Linked DNA regions of Homo sapiens: region 1 is linked to region 2. Evidence: chromatin loops called from intact Hi-C (ENCODE). Cell type or tissue: dorsolateral prefrontal cortex. All regions are shown on one strand. Links, peaks and the distances in the headings refer to the core of each region. The heading gives the core; the rest is flanking DNA.

What was found. Peaks named below come from ENCODE experiments on the same cell type or tissue, not always from the same donor. Only the 100,000 strongest peaks of a DNase experiment are listed, where the experiment ranks them.
Region 1: it touches region 2 in a loop (2.1-fold over the local background); 3 of 110 quality-filtered maps call a loop at or near these places.

What each region holds. Positions count from the first base shown.
Region 1 is chr6:4,802,245-4,809,938 of GRCh38, forward strand. The region is part of intron 1 of CDYL (chromodomain Y like); the gene reads left to right. Among named protein-coding and RNA genes, the nearest start is that of CDYL, 30 kb to the left of the region's middle. RefSeq lists an enhancer at 117-166. In dorsolateral prefrontal cortex, for the core only: CTCF peaks have their summits at 4,020 (motif pointing left) and 4,223; a DNase peak (open chromatin) is centred at 3,997; H3K4me3 peaks cover 430 bases.
Region 2 is chr6:4,340,795-4,348,488 of GRCh38, forward strand. LOC101927888 (a long non-coding RNA gene) reads right to left here and starts at 6,368. Exons shown (of 4, transcript NR_187665.1): 1 at 6,216-6,368; 2 at 5,839-6,075; 3 at 4,929-5,012; 4 at 960-4,055. In dorsolateral prefrontal cortex, for the core only: no CTCF peak of the experiment used is centred there; no DNase peak of the experiment used is centred there.

The sequences.
Region 1 (7,694 bases), core at 1,863-6,862, 460 kb after region 2:
AATCACTAATTAGCTTGGCATGGTGGTACACACCTGTAATTCCAGCACTTTGAGAGGATGAGGCATGAGTCTCACCTGAGGCCAGGAGTTTGAGACAAGCCTGGGCAACATAGTGAGACCCCGTCTTTACTAAAAATAAAAAAAACTTAGCTGAGTGTGATGGCAGTGTGTGTAGTCCCAGCTACTTGGGAGGTTGAGGTGGAAGGATCACCTGATCCCAGGAGGTTGAGGCTGCAATGAGCTATGATTGCACCACTGTATTCCAGCCTGGGTGACAGAGTGAGACCCTACCTCAAAAAAACAAAAAACAGTTATTATAAATGTTATCTGTGAGTGTTTGTGTGACCTCTTCACCCTTCCTGCCATTACAGAAAGTTGATATTTTTAGTTTTGAAATACTAGGGTGAGTATAGCTTGTCTGTTTCATGAGCGTGTCTTTCTGTTGTGCTTTCATTGCTTTTAGGGTCATTATTCAGTTTATTTTGTTCTTTTTTTTTCCCTTGAGATAAGTTTGTATGAGAGTCAGCCACCATCCTTTTTCTGTTCTTCTTTTTATTTGAAATTAGGTTGTGTGCACTTGTGCAGGGAGGGTGGGCGGGAGAGGTTTTCAGAGGCCACAGGATTCTCTTTTCCGGCATCTCACTAAGTACTTGACAGTGTGGCCTGGTACCTTTTGAGCTCAAGGGCTGTCCTCCCATTCCTCTCCTTCCCCATCCATCTGGGCTAGACCTTCTCTTTCCATTGCGTCCCCCACCCCACACTATCCCTTTCCTGCTCCATTGCTGTTCTGTTCCCAGCAGTTTTTCTTAGTAGAAGGAGGCTTTGGCTGGCTAGTTTCAAGAGCCCTTCAGCCTTAGACTGCTGCAGTCCCTTCGGACCTGGCTGTGATCACTTGCATCCACCTATAGATGGAAGTGTGCAAAGACCCTTCTAGTTTTGGCTGCTATTCTCAGCTGGCTCCCTGAGTTTTCCTGTGAGGTGCCTGTTGACAGTGTCAGGGTTCTTCTGCTCCCATCCATCAGACACCCTGTTGCTATCCTCTGCTTCCTCTGCACAGATCCTCATCCACCTGGTCCTGCAGCTTTTGCCCATTTATCATCCCTTTCCAGTCACTTAGTTTTCTCTTGGCTATTATCTCAAGATTTGAGGGATTGGGCAATTTTTGCACCTCCTCTGCTGTCCCCATTCTCCTCCATCTGCCTTGAAGTGAAGCAGATTTTATCCTGCTCTGAAGCCTGGGGCATGGATGAGAATTCTTTCAGGATTCTCTCACCAACTTTCTCCAGTAACAGGATTGACAGACGATAGACAGGTGTGGGCTCTGTTCCCTGGTTGCCCTTTCACTTGAGAGTGTAGCCCCTGACCTTGCCTGTCTGCGTGGGCTCTAATCTGACCTTACAGCCCCGTCACTGTGGCTCTGTGTCCCTGTCCAGCATCAGCACGTGGCCTCGGGATATCTCCTGGCTTCAGACTTGGCTCACTTTCCTGATTTTTTTTTTTTTTTTTTTTAGTTTTCATCTTTATTTTCCTGATGACTTCTCTTCATTCTAGCTTGTAAATGATGTATTTTTAAAAGTAGTTAAAAGATATTTTATCCAACTCTATGTGTGTATGTGTGTTTTTTGTACTAGGAGGAATTTTGGGGGTACCTTTGTCCTTATATTGGTGGTGTAAATTATATTTTTTAAAACTTTTCTTTTTAAAAATAGCTTATGTGTCTCATGGCGTAGCGTGCTTTTTTTTTTTTTTGCTCTCCTAAGTCTTTTTGATTTTTAAAATACTTTGTTTGCCGTGCATGTTTTAAGAGTTTGCTCTCTTTAGGAAACCAGTCAAGGTCCATAATTTTATGAAACTTGGGCTGTCAGTTATTTACAGACTAACCAGTGTGGACAGAAGTAAGAGGAAAAGTGTAACACTTGTGTTATGAGGTCTGGGAGAGCTGAGGCCACTCCCCCTGTTTTACAGGAGGAAGGTCCTAAGCAGTGGCCTCGCCCAGTCAGCCAACCTCCAGTTTCACCCACGAGAATGGTGGGCCTGAGACCAAGAGAAGGCCATTATTCAGTCATGTTGAAGTGCGGGGCGCTGCCTAAGAACCTAGCTCCTAGGCTCCCCACATCACTGCAGGGCAGGCATTAGTCACCACTTTTAGAGCTGAAGAGAATGAGTCTTTGGTTAAGTGTTGAAATAGAAGTACAGTTCAGATCTCAAAATAAAGACCTTTGTCTTACGACCGCATCTCCAGGCCAGTGGCCTGGGAGCCAGAGAGAGCTTGTTCTCTGATGCCCAGGGCCCTGCTCTTCCTCCCCATCAGTAGGAAACGATGGCCTTGGAGGCTTATTTTGCTCATCACTCTCGCCCCACTGCTGTAAATAACAGAATGGCCCTCGCTCTGCGGTTTCTAGACCCTGGCACTGTTTTTCAAACTTGACTGTCATAGAGACCGCTGCTAAAAGGAACTGTCTGCACGTCCGTCTGGGTCCATTCTCCTACTCATGACCAGTGGTGGAAATTTTAGGTTGTTTGAAAAAATGTCTTTTAATGGCAAATTAACATTCAAGAAGAGTAATTAGACTTAATAACTGGAAGGCTTTTTTAGTCCATCACTTAAAACACAAACGTGGAAAATGTCACAGAACTCTTGGCCCATGTAGCGCATGCATCTGTCCCATTTCTATACTTTTATCTGAGTGTTCCAGGTTACACTTGTTTTAAATAAGAGAAGAAAGAGGGAGAAATTGTTCATAGTAGCTGCATGGTTAACGGTGTTAGCTAGTTTGAATCAGATTTCTAAATCAGACCAAAAAAACCCCAAAAAACAAAAACCCAGAAAACAGACTAGATGGTGCTTTTGAATAGGAATAATATATAAACCATTGATCTCAAAACACTAAAAACTAGTATATGCTCATCAGTCAGTGAATTAGCTTTTTACTCTAAACTTAAGAGTAAGTTTTGCTTTACTTTTAGAAACTTTTAGAACCAAACATGGGAACTCATGTAATCTAAGTAACTTAGTAGTGAAACTCTATTCTGCTCCCCATTGGGGGAAAAAAAAGCATATGCTTGGTAGAAAGAATGTTAGAACTTGAAAGTAGAAAGAAATGTTAGAACTCGAATCAGGCAAGGTACCATCAGGGCTCAGAGCCACACTGGTAATTCGAATGGCGGAAATTTCATAGAATTGTTGGAGAGGTGTTTAGGATCCTCCAGAGAAACGAACCCATAGGTTAGAGAGAGATATATAGAACCAGATTTATTATAGGGATTTGTTTATGCAATGATGGAGGCCTAGAAGTCCCATGATCTGCTTTCTGCAAGCTGGAGGCCCCGGAAAGTGGTGGTGGAGTTCCAGCCCAAACCCGAAGTCCTGAGAGCCAGGGGAGCCAGTGGCGTAAAGTCCCAGTGGGAGACTGAAGGCCCGGGAACCAGGGGCAGTGACGTGTGAGGGCAAGAGAAATGGATCCTGGCTCATGAAGAGGGAAAGGGGATTTGCCCTTCCTCTGTCTACCTCTTTGTTCTCTCCAGGCTCTAAGTGGATTGGATGATGCCTAAGAGGCTTAAGAGGGCGGCTCTTCTTTCCTTAGTTCACTGATTCAAATGCCAGTGTCTTCCAGAAACACCCCCACAGACAAACCCAGAAATAATGTTTTACTAGCTACCCATCTGGGCATCCCTTCAGCAGTCAAGTGGACATGTAAAACTCACCAGAGGGGCTGAAAGGAGATGTGTACAGAGGGGCAGCTGCAGCAAGCCGCTGGCGCAGGAGCATGAGGAAGGAGCTGAGAGCAGCGCAGCCTGCCTGCTGCTGAGATTCGACCGCAGGGAGCGGGTGTACATGCCGCAGGGACGCAAGACCTGCCAGTGCTGGACAGAGTGGCCATCCACAAAGTCCTCTGAGGTCAGCAGGAGGGGCCCTGCATGCCGACCCACCGGCTGTGCCACCTGGAAAACCACATGCTGGAGAAGAAAAGGAATGCTTGCAGTCCCTCCAGCACCCTCTGTTGGCAAAGCCTGGCATCAAGCGTCACCCAGGATTTCAGAGCAGGGCAGGGCGAGGTCTGCATCTGAGAAGCAGCACCTTCACACCTCCTCCACGCTGCTCCCAGAGCCATCTTTCCAAAATGTGAAATTCATTCTGGCATCCCCCTACCAGAGGATCTTCATGGCTGTCAAACAGAAAGTGTTTCAACTTTTTATTTTGCAGTAGTTTTAGAGTTTCGCAGCAAAGTTGTAAAAATGATACAGCATTCTCAAATACCACTCCTCCAACTTCCTGAGTGTTAACATCTTCTGTAACATTGTAGCACAGTTACCAAAACCGGGAAAGTCTTTGGGAGGAGCTATGCAGGCTGTATTCACACTGCACGTTTTCCCATGAATGCCTTTCTTCTGTTCCAGGACCCAGCATTGCATTCAGATCCTGTCTCTTTAGGCTCCTTCCTTCTGCGACGGTTCCTCAGTCTTTCCTTCGATGATCTGGACACTTTCAAAGAGTGCCTTTAAGTTCTTTTGTAAAATGTTCCTAAATTCTGGTTTTCTGTCAGGTTAGTACATTTTTGGCCAGAATTCCATAGACACAACACTGTGTCCTTCTGTGTTAGTCTCCTTGGGCAGCCGTAATAAAATACACAAACCAAGTGGCTCAGGCAACAGACATTTGTTTCCTCACTGTTTCTGAGGGTGCATTCCAAGGTCAAGGTGCGGGCAGGATGGGATTCTCCCGAGGGCTTCCTTCCCTCAGAGGCTTGTGGATGACATCTCTCTGCCGTGTCCTCACACGCTCTTTCCTCTGTGCGTGCGTGCACCGGTGTCTGTGTGTGTCCAAATTTCTTCGTATGAGGACACCAGTCATGTTAGATTAGGGCTCACCCTCTAGATCTCATGTTAACTCAGTCACCCCACTAAAGGCTCTTGTCTTCAAATGTGGTCACATTCTGAGGTTATAATGGTTAGGGCTTCAATATAGGAGTTTTAGGGGACTGCAGCTCAGCCCATACATTTCAGTGGGTCGCTTATAGATGGGGTATATGATGTTGTCTAATTACTGGTGATATTAACTGTAATCACTTGGTTACGGGGATGTCTGCCAAGTTTTTCCACCATAAAGTAACTACTTTTCACTTTGTAATTAATACATATCTTGGGGACGATAACTTTGAGACTGTGAAAATAGGGCATTTCTCCTTGAACTTTTACCCATCTTTAGCATTCATTCCATTGGCCTGCAGCAGTTCTGTGGTGCTTACCTAATGGTGATTGTCTGTTCCTTTGTTTCTTCCACATTTGCTAATTGGAGTTGTTTTGCAAGGAGAAGCTATTCCTTCTCTGTATATCATTCATTCATGTCTTTTTTTTTTTTTTTTTTTTTTTTTTTTTGGAGATAGGCTCTTGCACTGTCATCCAGGCTGGAGTGCAGTGGTGTGAATGTGGCTCACTGCAGCCTCTACCTCCTGGGCTCAGGCAATCCTCCTGCCTCAGCCTCCTGAGTAGCTGGGACTACAGGCATGTGCCACCACACCTGACTAATTTTTAATTTTTTTCTGTAGAGATAGGGTCTTGCTATGTTGCCCGTGCTGGTCTTGAACTCCTTGGGGTCAAGCGATCCACTTGCCTCCACCTCCTAAAATGCTGGGATTACAGGCATGAGCCACCGCGCCGGGCTCATTTATGTCTTTATGCACTTAGATTTTTTTTTAACTCTATGTATTATAATCCAGTATTCTTATTCTGTTACTCAGATTGTCGTAGCTTTGGTCATTGGAAGCTCCTGCAGTTTGGGTCCTATGTCCTTTCATCATGTTTTCCCAATTTCTTATTTTCAGCTACCACAGGACACTCAGGGTGCATCTTGAATTTTCTTTGCTCCAGCTCTGGAGTCAGGCACTTGAGGGAGCACTGTTTCATTTTATTGGCAAACGGCATTTAGAAATGCACATGCGGGGCAACACGTGCTTGTTGCCGTTGCCTCTCGAACCTCTAGGAGGACAAAGCTTGGAAGTGCATGCCTGTATCTTAGCCCACACAAACCTGCACATCTATATATGGATCTCTCTGCATATGCAGTTAAAAATGAGTTCCTATTGATGAATTCCATTTCCAGTTTAACACCATAGCATTCATTCTAACCTTCTTCTTTTCCTTAATTGTTAACTCCTTTCTCCAGCAGTGAGAAATCCATACTCCGCTGTCTGTAATACATTTACTCATTTGCTCAACTCTAGTATAACATCAAAGTAGTTTCAAATTTGCTAACCCAAATCCCTCTGAGAAGCAGCTTTATTAACTAGAACACATGCCAGTGAACTGTAGCCCATGGGTTCAATCTGGCCCGCTTGATGTTTTTGTAAATAAAGTTTTATTGGAACACAGCCCCGCCTATTTGTTTATATATCACGCATGGTTGCGAGAGAGACCATATGGCCTCCAAAGCTGAAAAGCTTTACTGTCTGACCCTTTATGGACATGGTTTGCTGACTCTTAAAGTCCAAGAATATAGATTTTGTGTACGGCTCTTTTTGTCTTTAGCTTTATGGTGTCCCAGTCAAAATACTGTTTTCCAAGATTGCTTTTTCTTTTCACCTCCTTCAATGTGGTTATTTTATTCATTTGTAATTGAGTTAGATTAATTTGTTACTGCTTGGATTCCATTTTTTTGTTCCCCATACACACATCCTGGTTGATTGTCATTGTGTGTTTTGGATGTGTGAAATATTGATGTGGCTTCCAAGCGTGAGAGCTGTGCACCAGGGTATACACTCAGAAAAGCCTCCTCGTTCCAGCTTTCCCATTCCCATTCTGTACGCCCTCCACTCCTTTTCTACCCACCCTCTGTGGGTGACCAGTCTCTTTAGTTTCTAGTTTGTCTTTCATGTATGTTTTGTGCAAATCAACAGATACATATGTATTTTATTGCATTATCTTTCTTAAAAAAAAGAGCAGGTAGTATGGTATAAGATACTCTTCTGCACTTGACTTTTTTCACTTATCAATATGTCTTGGAAATCACTCACATCAGCTCTTAAAGATCATCTTCATTTTAAAAAATAGCCACTCCTTCGTGTGGATGTACCATAGTTTATTCAACCACTCTCCTATGTATGGCATTTAGAATGTTTCTGGTGTTTGTAATTATAAACGGTGTTGCAATGAATAAACTTGTGGATGTGTAGTTTTATACTGTTGGAGGCCTGCCTTCAGGATAGTTTCTTAGATGTGGGATTGCCAGTTTTTAAGAGTACTTTGTATGATAGGGATATTATATTAGTCCTTGGTGATCCTTTGTATGGTAGGGGTATTATATTAGTCCTTGGTGATATTTTGTATAGTAGGGGTATTATATTAGTCCTTGGTGATCCTTTGTATGGTAGGGGTATTATATTAGTCCTTGGTGATATTTTGTATGGTAGGGGTATTATATTAGTCCTTGGCGATATTTTGTATGGTAGGGGTATTATATTAGTCCTTGGCGATACTTTGTATGGTAGGGGTATTATATTAGTCCTTGGCGATACTTTGTATGGTAGGGGTATTATATTAGTCCTTGGCGATACTTTGTATGGTAGGGGTATTATATTAGTCCTTGGCGATACTTTGTATGGTAGGGGTATTATATTAGTCCTTGGCGATACTTTGTATGGTAGGGGTATTATATTAGTCCTTGGCGATACTTTGTATGGTAGGGGTATTATATTAGT
Region 2 (7,694 bases), core at 1,360-6,359:
CCATGCTTCGAACCTCAGAATAGTGAAGCCTCCCCAGTGGAGCGTCCTCAGACTCTTCCTCCAGGGTCACTCACTTTGTAAGTGATCTCTTAGTTCTGTGATTTCACAAATATTATCTGCACACTAATGACTCCCAAACTTTTGATTCTGACCACAGCCTCCCCGCCTGGATTCCAGGCTTCTATACACAATAGCCTCTTTAACATCTCCATTTCTATCACTAGCAGGCCTCCCAAACTCAAACTCTTTAAAATCACACTTGCTATTCCTCCCTCAAACCTGTCCCTTCCTGAATGTGCCACACTTTATTATTGTTACCCTTGAGTCCTCATCTTCCCTCTCCACTTCATATTTAATCCATCAGCTCTACTTTCAAAGTCTATCAGGATATGACCACTTCTGAATGTATCCACTACTCTCACCCTGGCCCAGGCCACATCATATCTCCCTGCTCATGGCGATTCCTGCTTTACTTGCCCTCCCACGTCCATTCTCCTCACCCCCTTCTTCTTTGTATCCAAATACTTTAAGTATACAAATGATATCATATCACTCTCCCACTCAAAACCCTCCAGTGGATTCCCAGCATTCTTAAAACAAAATCCAGTGTCCTTACCTTGGCCTCTAGGGTCGTATATGATGTGGTCCTTGATCTCATTTCTTGCCCTTCACCCCTTCATCTGCCACCCTTTGGGCCCTCTGGCCTTTTAGCTCTTCTGGAAGCAATTGCTCAACTCAAGGCTGAATGAGCCCATGGCTCTCTCCTCCAATGTCAGGACCAGGAGCAAGGTTTCCTGACCCATTGCCCGATTTAAATAGCACCTCCCGTTAAATCTCTTCCTGTTTGTCTTGCTTTATTTCTCTTTATAGCTCTTATCATTACCTGGGTGTGTGTGTATAATTTTTTTGGCCAATATCTCTCACTAGATTATAAATTTCATGAGAATAAAGCCATGTTCTGTTTTCTTCACCACTGCAGATTTATTGAATGATAAAATGAATGAGTGAATTCAAATGACTGAATACAGCATTGCGGATAGATCATATAAACATTGTGTTAAGTGAAAAATTAAGAAATATAATGGAAATTGTAACGCAATACTCGTTATATAAGTTATGAGCACAAGCTTCAAGGAAATTCAATGAGGGAAAGAAAGTGTTTTCAACAAATGGTGCTGGAATAACTGGATAAGTATATGGAAAGAAAAATGAACTTCAATCCTTATTTATACTATACATAACTATACATGAGTGATAGGCTAGAACATAAAAGTTTGAATTATAAATGTCCTAGAAACAAATATAGAAAAATATATTCATGAGCTTAGGAGAATGTAGGCAAAGTTTTCCTGGCTAGCACCAAAAAGAGTACTAACCATAAATGAACAAACAAAAACAACCCCCGATACAATAGGCTTCATGAAAATTTAAAATGTCTGGTTAATCAAAAGACACCATTAAGAAAAGGTAAAGGCAAGCCATGGACTGGGAGAAAATATTTACTGTATATAAATCTAAAATATGTAAAGAACTTCTAAGAATCAACAGTAAAAATAGAAGCAATGCAATTTTAAATGGGAAAAGGATCTAGACTCTTCTTTAAAGAAGAAATAAATAACCAATAAGCACATGAAAAGATACTCTATCAAAAGTCATCAGAGAACTTCCAATTAAAACTGCAGTAAGATATTCTAGACCCCAAGAATGAAACATTCACATGGCACTGGGGGCAATGTGCAATAGCATGAACACTGTGGAGTGCGGTTTTCCAGTTTCTTATGAAGTTAAACATATAACTTCCTAATGAATCAGCAATTCTGTTCCTGGGCATTTGCCCAGAAGAAATGGAAACCCATGTCCACAATAAAGACTTGTGCAGAAACATCCAGAGCAGCATTACCCACGATAGCCAAAAAGTGCCACCAACCCAACTTCATCAACTGTTGATGGATAAAGTACATCCATTCACACAATGGAATATTGCTCTGCAACAAAAAAAAGAATGAACTACATGGATGACTTAAAAACATTATGTTAAGTGAAAGAAGCCAGACGTAAAAGGCTGTGAGGTTCCAGTTCAGCAACAGGCAAAATGCATGTAGAAATCTGAACAGTGGGTGCCTCTGGAGGGTGAGAGTTGACTGGAAGGTGGCACAAGGGGACTTTCCAGAGAGATGAAAGTGTTCGGTACCTTGGTTGGGGTGGTGGTTTTACTGGTATATACCTTTGTCAAAACACCTCAAACTGTACAATTAAGATCTGCATATTTAATGAAAGAAAAGTACACTTACAAAAACACATATAGAGCAAGCCTATATATATTTCAGAGATCATTGCCTATCTAAGGACGTATAGTAAGTACTTTTGAATGGGCCTTTTCTGGGGGAGGGGATTTTTTGAGGACAGCATGTAAAATATTTTATAAAATAACAAAAGAACTCAGAAACTGATGAAGACAGCCTGTCATGAAATGAGGAGAGCGACTATATGCAGAATTTGCACCAGAGATAAGAAAGGAAAGCAGATGGGCAGGCAGGAAGAAAGGGAGCAAGATGGGAAGTCAAGAAAGAAGGTGGGGAGGCAGGGGAGGGAAAACGGAAAAGGAGTTGTGTGGAGAGGACAAGTCATAGAAAGGAGGGAGGAAGAGAGAAAGGAGAGAGAGGGAACAAGAGAGAGAGAAGAATTAACTAAATACTATGCCGAGATTGCCTTTTCTTTCATTCTATTTGTCCTCTGCACTTAACCAGCTCATAAGCCCTTGGGAGGGAGGCACTATTTTTTATAAGTCCTTGCTCCTGCCAGTGGGCAGAACTTGTCGGCTGGTGGGTTAGTTAACAGGCAGCAAGAGACTGCGTATCAACGCCAGGTGTGCACTTTGTAGCACAGACAGCCCTTTCATCCAGATTTAAGGGAGGAAAATCCTGGTAGCATTTTACTGGAAACACTTTAGAGGCTGAGGCCTTTGTGATTTCATCAGCTAGGGCTCCCACAGGCCCCAGAGGGCCTTTTAATTATTGGGAGGGGCCTCCAGGGTGCCTCAGTCTCTTCCTACAGGTGCATGGGGTGCTGATTTTAACACACACGATGTGCCTATTTCTTCAGCAGGACTCAGTGTGAACTGAGCCACCACCTGGCTCTCTTGCTTTCAGTGGCTCTCACCGCGGCCTGAAGCCCCCTGTGCCGGGACAGTTACAGTTGTCTCTGGATTCTGGCAGCTCTGTGCTCCCATTCTGCACCCATGAATTAGCTTTGCTCACTCCTGCTACAGTTCAGTTTGGCTCAATAATCACTTAGTGAGCTCCTTCCAGATGCAGACCCAGGGTGGGTGCTAGGGTACAGGATGACTGAGTCATGGTCCTGCCCTCAAGGGGCTTGCGTGTAGAGTGGAAGACATAAGGAGACAGAATTGTGAAAAGAGGCAGCAAATGCAAAAAGAGCCACAGGGGCTGGGAATCAGGTACAGGGCCCAGGCTGTGGTTCCAGGAAAGACTTCCCAGAGATGATGCCTGAGCTGCATCTCAAAGCTCCTGCAGCTCTAAATTTGGCTGCTCTTTCTCCCTAGACGTTCCAAGGCTCACAGGAGCGAGATCCCAACAAGGGTCAGCCATGCTTCTGGAAGCCCCTGCTCCTGGCTGCCAACTCTGCATCATAAGGTATCATAAGGACTTTCATGATGGGGAACACGTTGTTTCCAACATCCTCCGGATCTCACTTCAAGCCCGGCATGTGCTACCAGGAGCCACAGAAACAAAAGACCCGGGTTCAAGTTACAGCTCCAGTTCCTACTAGCTGAGTGACCATGGCAATTTAGTCAGCCTCTGTCTGCATGAATTTCCCCATGTATAAAGTGAGATCATTGACAGCCTTCTCAGAACATGGTCACGAGGATAAAATGGGTAATGTTTGTACAGCTCATAGCCCCGAGGCTGGTGCCTGGTGTGCAGTAACCACCATCTTCCCATCTTCCTCTTCCTCCGTGGGGGCAGCAGTTTTCCAGCTGTGCTTCACGGAAACCACAATTGCATCTGGTTTACTTGCTGGCAATCACAGGGTATCTGCAAAAGAAACTAGGCTTCCACATGTTAGTGAAAGTAGTAGAATTTTCATCTTTTAAGCATCTGTGGAGACATTATTTATGAATCCAATTTCTGTTTTTATTCTATCTGCAAATTACATTCTTATCATCATCCTGTAGAGGCAAATTTATTCCCAAACATAATCACAGATTACCAAAAATAAAAAAGTATAAGTATTGTCATCCATGGATAGGGAGTTTATTACATTTGCCTTACAATGACCCAGATAAATGTAATGAGAATGAGAGAGAGGGGACAGAGGATATTATGTCTCCCAAACCTCTGTCTCAGCTACTACTACTTTGATACTTATTTATATCAGCCTCACCTTAACATCTCTCAGGTGAAATGCTTTCTAAAACCCTGGCTCTATGATTCAAAAATATAAAAACACTCTAGATATTCCAGCTCTAGGTTACTCACAGAAAACTAATTCACTGAAAGTCAATTCATCTAAGGATCTATTTCCATAATGACCAATTCATCAAATTTTCCAACTTATAAAATATATATTCCTTTCAGCTGCTTATGAAGCTTATAGCAATTCATTCAGATGCGTAGACAGGGCCCAGGAGAGCCATGGGAAGTCAGGACTGCAGGGATCTGGGTCCCTCAAATCCTCCTTTGCTTTTCAGAGTCCTCCTCTGTCTGCCTACAGAACCAATTATCCCCCAATTTAATGGCTTAAAAGAACAACAAGTATTTATTATCTCCCATAATTTCTGTGGGTCAGGAGTTCAGGGGCAGATTAGCTGGATGGTTCTGGCTTGGAGTCTCTTGTAAGGTCACAATTAAGGTGATTTGTCATTTGAGACTGGAGCTGGAACATCTACCCCCTAGATGGCTACTCACCGGCTGTGGGCAGGAGGCCTTGGCTTCTTGCCATGTGCTCCTCTCCCTAGAACTGCTTCCGTGTCCTCCCAACATGGCGTCTTGCTATCCCAGTGTAAGTGATCCAAGAGAGAGGAAGGGGGAAACTGCTATGTTATTTCTGCATTGTCCTCTTGGTTACACAAATCATTCCTATCCAGCATGGAAGAGGATGACACAAGGAAGGGGAGACCCAAAGGTAGAACTCACTGGAGGCTGGTGACCAAACTGCCCCTCTTTGACCCTCAGACTACTCCTCCTCTGTCTCTTAGTCTTCCCTTCCCTCTGCCATTCCCAATCTATTGCTAGAAATTTTATAAAAAACTAAAACAAACTTTTTTGGGGGGTAAATCAGTCAATTCAGTAAAACTGGAGAAAGGGTTTTTAAAAAGCTAAAATGTAGGCAAGACAGAAAATGGCTTTACCAAGGACTAGAAAGAAATTAGTTAAAAATTAAAAACTTCCCTTGCCAAGCATTGAAATATTGCACAAGGCGAATATATTTATTTTATTATTTTATTTTATTATTATTTTTTGAGAACGAGTCTTGCTTTGTCACCCAGGCTGGGGTGCAGTAGAGCGATCTCTGCTCACTGCAACCTCTGCTTCCTGGGTTCAAGCGATTCTCCTGTCTCAGCCTCCTGAGTAGCTGAGACTACAGGCGCGTGCCACCATGCCTGGCTAATTTTTGTGTCTCCGTGCCCAGCCTGACAAATATATATAAATTCACCAAGTATGGCCAGAAAGCCTCTCCCTTCAAACAGGCTTTTTGTAAGTAGGTGGAGTGGGTATCCCCAGAACGTATCCTTTCACAAGTGGGCTTTCAGAGAACTGGCCTGCTGCATAAAATCCTCCACTTTTGGCTGTGAAACCTATGTTGGCTGCCACTTACCTTTTTCAGGCTCCTGTCGGGGAATGTGGGGGTTCTTGTGCGCACCACCTCTCCAGCCAGGCTTCAGCTCCCTACGTCCCTAATCCTCAGATCTGCTGCCTCAGGTGCCCTTGGTGAAGCAGTCTGCACTGGTGGGTTCCACTGATAATGTCAAAGCTGCTTCCACTCCTTCAGCAACTCTATTACATAGGCATCAGATGATCCTTCTTCCCACAGAGGCTGGAGAGGCTGTGGGACCTGTCACACAGGCCACACAACAAAAAGGACAGAGTGAGGATTCAAACCTCACTGTGTCTGATTCCAATCACATCTGGCCATCTCATCCCCTCTGCTTCTGACTGTGAGTGGCAGCGTTGCCTCCTCAAACCTTCAGTCACCTGTTGCACCTCAGCCATGGAATTCCAGACACTCCATCCCCTGAGAGGGGCTGCATTATTCCCAGTGGGGGCTCCTGGTGGGCCTGTCTTGGAGAGACCCTTCCCTACCTTCCTCACTGTGCCTGCAGTCCCCAGGCTTGTGACTGCCTGTCTAAATGTAGTTATCAGGGGCGCCCTGGAGCCCTCAGGGGCCAGCCAATGGCCAGAGAGCGACAAAGAGCACATTCCTCCCCTGAGCCAGGAAGGCTTCCTCGAGGTTGCACATGAGCATGGGCTGATTGCTGCTGTCTGAAGAGGACAGAGAATGAATCATTTCAAAGAACTTTCAAGCCACCAGAGAGAAAAAAGAAAGAAAATCCTTTTCAATTTGCTCTCTTTCCTCCCTCTCCTTATTTTACCTGTCTTTCTCTCTTCACCTCTCTTTCTACCTTTCTTCCTCTGGTTCTCTGTCTTGCCATCTCGCAGTCTCCTGCATGTCTCTCTGTCTGGCTCTGTCTCTTTTGCTGTTTCTCCTGTGTCTCTGTCCCTCATGTCTAGGTTTTCCTTTGAGGTCGGGGATTACGCTGACTCTCCCTCTGGGTCCCTGACTCATTGTCTGGAATCAGGGACCACCAACAGGTGATAGCTGGAGAAAGGAGAGGTCACAGGAGTGACAGAAAACTGTCCAGAGTTGTTTCGGGGGGCAGACCCACTTCAGCCATCAGTAGAATTGGGTGACATCCTTGGATTTGTGCGCCATCGCTGGGCTGACACTTAGGGTCATCTGGAGCGGAGAGAAGGGACTGTGAGCATGATGCTGAAAGGCTGGAGGAACTCACCTGCCATCTTACCTGTTTTGCAGAAAACCATAAGCACTGGCTCTGATTTTCTAGCAGGCTTTGTTGCCCTACGGAATGGGATAGGGCTTGACTCATGCCACTGCTGGGTGGCATGTATGGCCATGGTTGTGGGTAGGTGGCAACCCAGTGACCACTCTTTGTTTACAGCATGGAGAAATGGGCAGAGGAAACCCAGATGTCCCAGGGGCATGTCTCAGGCGGCCGGTGCCACTGCCCAGGGCTCTGTAGCCATGAGGCGCTGGGAGCACTTGCCCCGTGCTCCTTTTGAACATTGCTTATGGAGGGGTGCAGCCCCTTGGGTGTCCTTGGAAAGCACAGGCGTATCACGGAGCAAATGAGAGCAGCTAGATGAAACCAGCGCCCATGCCTCGGTGACAAATCATGAGCACTACATTTTTATGAAAAATAGATCATTTAAAAATATTTTTCCTACTCGTGAAGCCTTATTTTTTCCTGCAAAGTACAAGTGTCTTTTCTATAATACCCTGACAGTGTATTTTAAGTTACAGCAAGTATTTTGAATAAGGCAGTCATCAAATTTCCACTCTGGAGGTTATTTCTAGAAGTTGTCCCCTGCTTTTATAAAGATAGCTCATTTCTTCTTGAAGTGACTCTGACTCTTTTTCATTTCTCTCTTTCT